Regions from separate parts of the Homo sapiens genome. Here region 2 is linked to region 1. The links are chromatin loops, found by intact Hi-C in ENCODE. Cell type or tissue: heart right ventricle. All regions are shown on one strand.

Region 1 (2,500 bases):
CCTGAGACACCTCGCCTGGCCCAAATCTACATCTTGCCTATGCTGGTCCTCACCCTGCTCAGGAATTAAGGGTTCCTTCTTGTGGTGGAGAGCAGCACCTGCTCTCAGCTAACCCCACAGAGAAAACACTGATTTACAAAGCAGGCAGAGAAGGGGTTTCTAAATAAGTCAGTTGTGCAAAAGGAGGCAAACCCAGAGCCCGCTGAGGGCAGGGCCTCCCTCGGCGATAAGCAGGCCTGGGTGGGAGGGGAGCCTCCGAGAGCCAGCCCCTGCCTGGCTCCACCTAGCCTCTCACATGGACCTTGCCCAGAGACCTTTCAGGGCAAATGCATGGTTGGACTGGTCAAGGCAGTGGGGGCGAGGGACCCTAGAAGGCAGGGATGCCAAGGAGAAGGCCACACACCTTCCCACCTCGGTTCCTGAGAAGGAAGAATTGGGAGAAATGAGACAGGTACTTCCAGGTGGGGTTTCAGAGCCTGACTCCCAGGGAACCCTGTTGGTGGAGCTTCCAGCAGCTCCCCATGGGCAGTCCTTGAATGAACGCTGTGCTCAGAGAACCCATATCCTGCAGATGGACCTGCAGCCCTGGCTCCTCACCCAGCTCCCTTGGTTAAATTAATGCTGGGGCTGGCCATGGTGGCTCACGTATGTAATTCCAGCACTTTGGGAGGCCAAGGTGGGCAGATTACGAGCTCAGGAGATCGAGACCATCCTGGCTAACATGGTGAAACTCCATCTCTACTAAAAAAAAATACCAAAAATTAGCTGGGTGTGAATGGCAGGTGCCTGTAGTCCCAGCTACTCGCGAGACTGAGACAGAAGAATCGCTTGAACCCGAGAGGTGGAGGTTGCAGTGAGCCGAGATCACGCCACTGCACTCCAGCCTGGGCGACAGAGCCAGACTCCATCTCAAAAAAAAAAAAAAAAAAAAAAAAAAATTAATGCTGGGAAACCAGCCTCTGATGACGCTCCCTGCCCTTCTCTCAATAAAGCTCTCAGCATGATATTTAAAAAAAAAAAAAAAAAGCCCTTATACAGAGTTCTGCAATTTACAAAGCTTTCCTGTCAGTAATTAATCCCAACACTAATAGTGGCTAACTTTTATCAAATGTTTGTTATGTACCTGGTGCTGTGGTAAGCACTTTAAATGTATTATCTCAACTGAATCTTCACAGCAGACCTATGGCCTAGGTATTCACCCCATTCCCTCATTATAGAGATGCAGAAAACAAACCCAGAGAGGTTAATTAACTTGCCCAAAGTCACACAGCCAACATGCGGAAGAAGTGAGGTTTGCACACAGGCTTGGCTGATTTCAGAACCCAGGTTTTTACCTATTAAGCTTTATTGGCATTTAAACCACACGGCTATACCCAGTTTTAACCAGGGCCCAGAAAAGCTAAGTGGTTTGCCTGAGTCACATAGCTGGGGCTGTCTGCCAGGTGATCTGACATCTCGGGTCCACCTCTCAACCCCAGTGGGTGGGTGATCCCCACGGTGTGGAAAGGAGGGGCTCTCTAGAAGCATCTGTGCGGAAAGCTGCCTCTCCCACATCCTTCCCCACCCACCCAGCTTCCTCACAACATGTTGCACTGAGGCTCTGTTTAAACCCCAGCGTGGTTGTCACAGCAGCCTGGACTTCCCTGTTTCTCTCCCAGCCTCCCTGAAATGAGAAGGTGATGGAAGCTGGGTGGTTTCCACCTAGATGGGTGGTTTCCATGGAAACACCACAACATCTTTCAGTCCAGAATGTGGTTGAGGGACACACCTGGGCCACGGGGACCATGGCCACAGGGGCTGGTTCAGCTTGGAGCTGATGCTCAGGAGGCCTGTGCTGGGAGTGCAGGGAGGTCACCCTGGCAACCAGGTAGCTACTGAGACAAAAAGGACAGGGAGGTAGCAGGAGAAGACATTCATGAGCTCCCTCCATCCCCCCAGGGACCGCTCCATTGTTTCTGCCTGCCCTGCAGAAACCCACTCCTTGGATGTAACCACCCTTCTATTTCTCCATGGAGCTGAGGAGGCCCCACTCCCTCGATGCCAGAAGCAGGCAAAAGACCTGGGCTGCCACTCAGTGCCATCCACATCACAGGCACGGCGAGTGGTTCAGAGATGGGCTTGAGACCCATGCTCACATACCCGGCCCTCTTTCCATCAATGTGGTAGGATGAGGACCTGGGCTACCCTCAGGCTCCACTGGGGACAGCCTGCCCGAGAAGGGAGCCAACAGAGGAGGGTAGGGCTGAAGGGTGAATAGGGACAGCAGCAGCCTTTGGGATCCAGCTGAGCCTTCTGCTGGCTCTGGCTACTTTCAGTTGAGTCACTGTCACATGCCATAAAGAGTCCTGCCCAGGGCCAGCTGCATAATTTACACCTAGTGCAAAGCAAAAATGCAGGGCCCCTTGTTTAAAAATTATTAAGAATTTCAGCTGGGCGTGGTGGCTCACACGTGTAATCCCAACACTTTGGGAGGCCGAAATGGGCAGATCACTTGAGGTCA
Region 2 (2,500 bases), 330 kb after region 1:
AGCGAGACTCTGTCTCAAAAAAAGAAACAACGTGCAGAATAAAGACTATCAGGAAGGATCTTCCATTTATGGAAATATCATCCTTTATTTAACCAATCCCCTATTGTTGAATATTTTGATTACTGTCGGTTTTCCTACATATTAAACTATGACATGATGAACGTTCTCTCTAGTGAATGCTTACCATCATTTATTGAGTAAATTCCTAGAAGTGAGATTTCTGGGTGAAGGCATATAAACTTTTAATTTAGTTTTTGTTTTATATATATGAACACAATTTTGTATTTTCTTTTTAGTTACATTTTTTAAAATTTGAAAACAACATGCTGTAAATTTTTTTTTTTTTTTTTTGAGATGGAGTTTTGCTCTTGTTGCCCAGGCTAAAGTGCAATGGCATGATCTCAGTTCAGTGTAATCTGCACCTCCCGTGTTCAAGCGATTCTCCTGCCTCACCCTCCCAAGTAGCTGGGATTATAGGTGGCTGCCACCATGCCCGACGAATTTTTGTATTTTTAGTAGAGATGGGGTTTCACCGTGTTGGCCAGGCTGGTCTCAAACTCCTGACCTCAGGTGATCCACCATCCGCCTCTGCCTCTCAAAGTGCTAAGATTACAGGCGCAAGCCACCACGCCCAGCTGTAAAAAACTTTTTGGTATATACTTTTATGAGTTTTAACACACTCATGTATAGATTCATGTATTCACTGCCACAGTCAGGATACAGAATAGTTCCATCACACCAGTGCAAGCCCTTTGTAAACAAACCTTCCCCCTCCTCCTACACCTGGCAACCAGTGATCTGTTGCCTAGAGTCCCCGTAGTTTTGCCTTTCCCAGAATTCATGTGCTAGCTGAGTGCAGTTGCACTTCATGTAAATTTGAGACTGGCTTTGTTTACAGACCCTAAGGCCACCTTTCAGATTCATCCATGTCATTGTCAACAGTTCTTTCTTTTCACTGTGGAGTCGATCCATGGCCTGGATAGACCACAGCTTGCGTCTCCATTCCCCTGTCAAAGGACACTTGGGGGTGTCTCCATTTCGGGGTGATTCTGAATAGAGCTGCTGCAGACATTTGCCTATGGGTTTGGGTTCCTCTCCTCTTAAAATAAGTCATTATTTCTGTAGGGTAAATACCTAGGAGTGGGATTGCTGGGTCATGAGGTCAGTGTTAGTTTAACTAGATAAGACACCGCCCAAGTGTTTGCACTGTGATGGATGGGAGTTCCGGGTGCTCCATACATCGCCGTAACTTGGCATCATCAGGTCTTATTCCCACTGTGATAGGCACATAGTGGTATCTCATTGTGCTTTTAATTTGCATTTCCATAGTGGGTAATGAGGTTGAGCATATTTCATGCTTATTTGCTCCCTGTAGATCTTCTTGGGTGAAGTGTCTGCTAGAATATTTTGCCCACTTTTTGTTAAATATTACTATTAACTACACTCCACACTTTATTCAGATTTCACTGGCTTCCCCCAATGTCCTTTTACTGTTCCAGCATTCCCCCCAGAACACATTGATTACACTTAGTCCTCATGGTTCCTTGGCCTCCTCTAGTCTGGGGCAGTTTCTCAGACTTTCCTTATTTCGAGAGCATTTCAGGGCTTGGGTTGGTGGCTGTGGGTGAGCAGGATGGCCTGTGCCACTGGCTAGCCTGAGGACTGCCATTTCCACCCCACCCTCTGCTGAAGATTGGCAGCCCCTTGAGGGCCGGGACACTGTCTGTCTCTGCAAACAGCTGTGCCCCGTGCATGTGTGCTGAAATCTAAGCCCAGTCACTACTACCCCTTTGGCATTATTTATTGGGACTGGAGCTAAATTAGGGACATTCAAGTTGAGCTCTGGACAGACCCCAGTGTCAGATGAGGTGGGGTGGGGACGTGATCAATGGCTAAACTTTAACCTCCGCCCTCACCCCCACAGGACCGTTTGGACAGCAGTGGGTTTAGTCAGTGCCCTTTCAATAGCATGAAAGGGCCTCATGCTGGCCTGTTTTTTTTAAGGAGATTACATCGGTGTGTGCACTCCGCCACAGGGTGTGTGGGGCCAGCTCACCCGAGAACAGAGCAAGCGGCATGTCCCCCACAAAGCAGATGTTTGGAGGAAAAATAGATGTAATCAAAACCATGGAGGATAAAATGACTGAGACCCCTTAGCGCCATATGCATGGGCCTGTGCACGGCTCCACACAGGCCCACACCACCCATGTCCACACCCACCCACGCGGATCTGCACCCACACACAACTGCCCACGGGGACACACATCCCACTTGTGTGCCTGCGCTTGACCACACAAGCATGCACACTCCACAAACCTATCCACAAGCAACTACACATATGTTCCCCACACCCACTCACAATGGCAGACTTGTGCCACAGGCCCTCGGGTGTACATCTGTACATACAGATGCTACCAGCACCCTCTCCCTAAAATGGCTCTAGAAGGTCATTCTTTAAATCACGGCCAAAAAAAAAAAGAAAGAAAGAAAAAAGAAAAAT

What was found. Peaks named below come from ENCODE experiments on the same cell type or tissue, not always from the same donor. Only the 100,000 strongest peaks of a DNase experiment are listed, where the experiment ranks them.
Region 2: it touches region 1 in a loop (5-fold over the local background); 19 of 110 quality-filtered maps call a loop at or near these places.

Annotation. Positions count from the first base shown.
Region 1 is chr11:44,611,062-44,613,561 of GRCh38, reverse strand. All of the region lies in intron 6 of CD82 (CD82 molecule), which reads right to left. Among named protein-coding and RNA genes, the nearest start is that of CD82-AS1, 7.0 kb to the right of the region's middle. RefSeq lists silencers at 1,327-1,376, 1,447-1,526. In heart right ventricle, no CTCF peak of the experiment used is centred here; no DNase peak of the experiment used is centred here; H3K27ac peaks cover 1,335 bases.
Region 2 is chr11:44,281,099-44,283,598 of GRCh38, reverse strand. All of the region lies in intron 1 of ALX4 (ALX homeobox 4), which reads left to right. Among named protein-coding and RNA genes, the nearest start is that of ALX4, 28 kb to the left of the region's middle. In heart right ventricle, no CTCF peak of the experiment used is centred here; no DNase peak of the experiment used is centred here.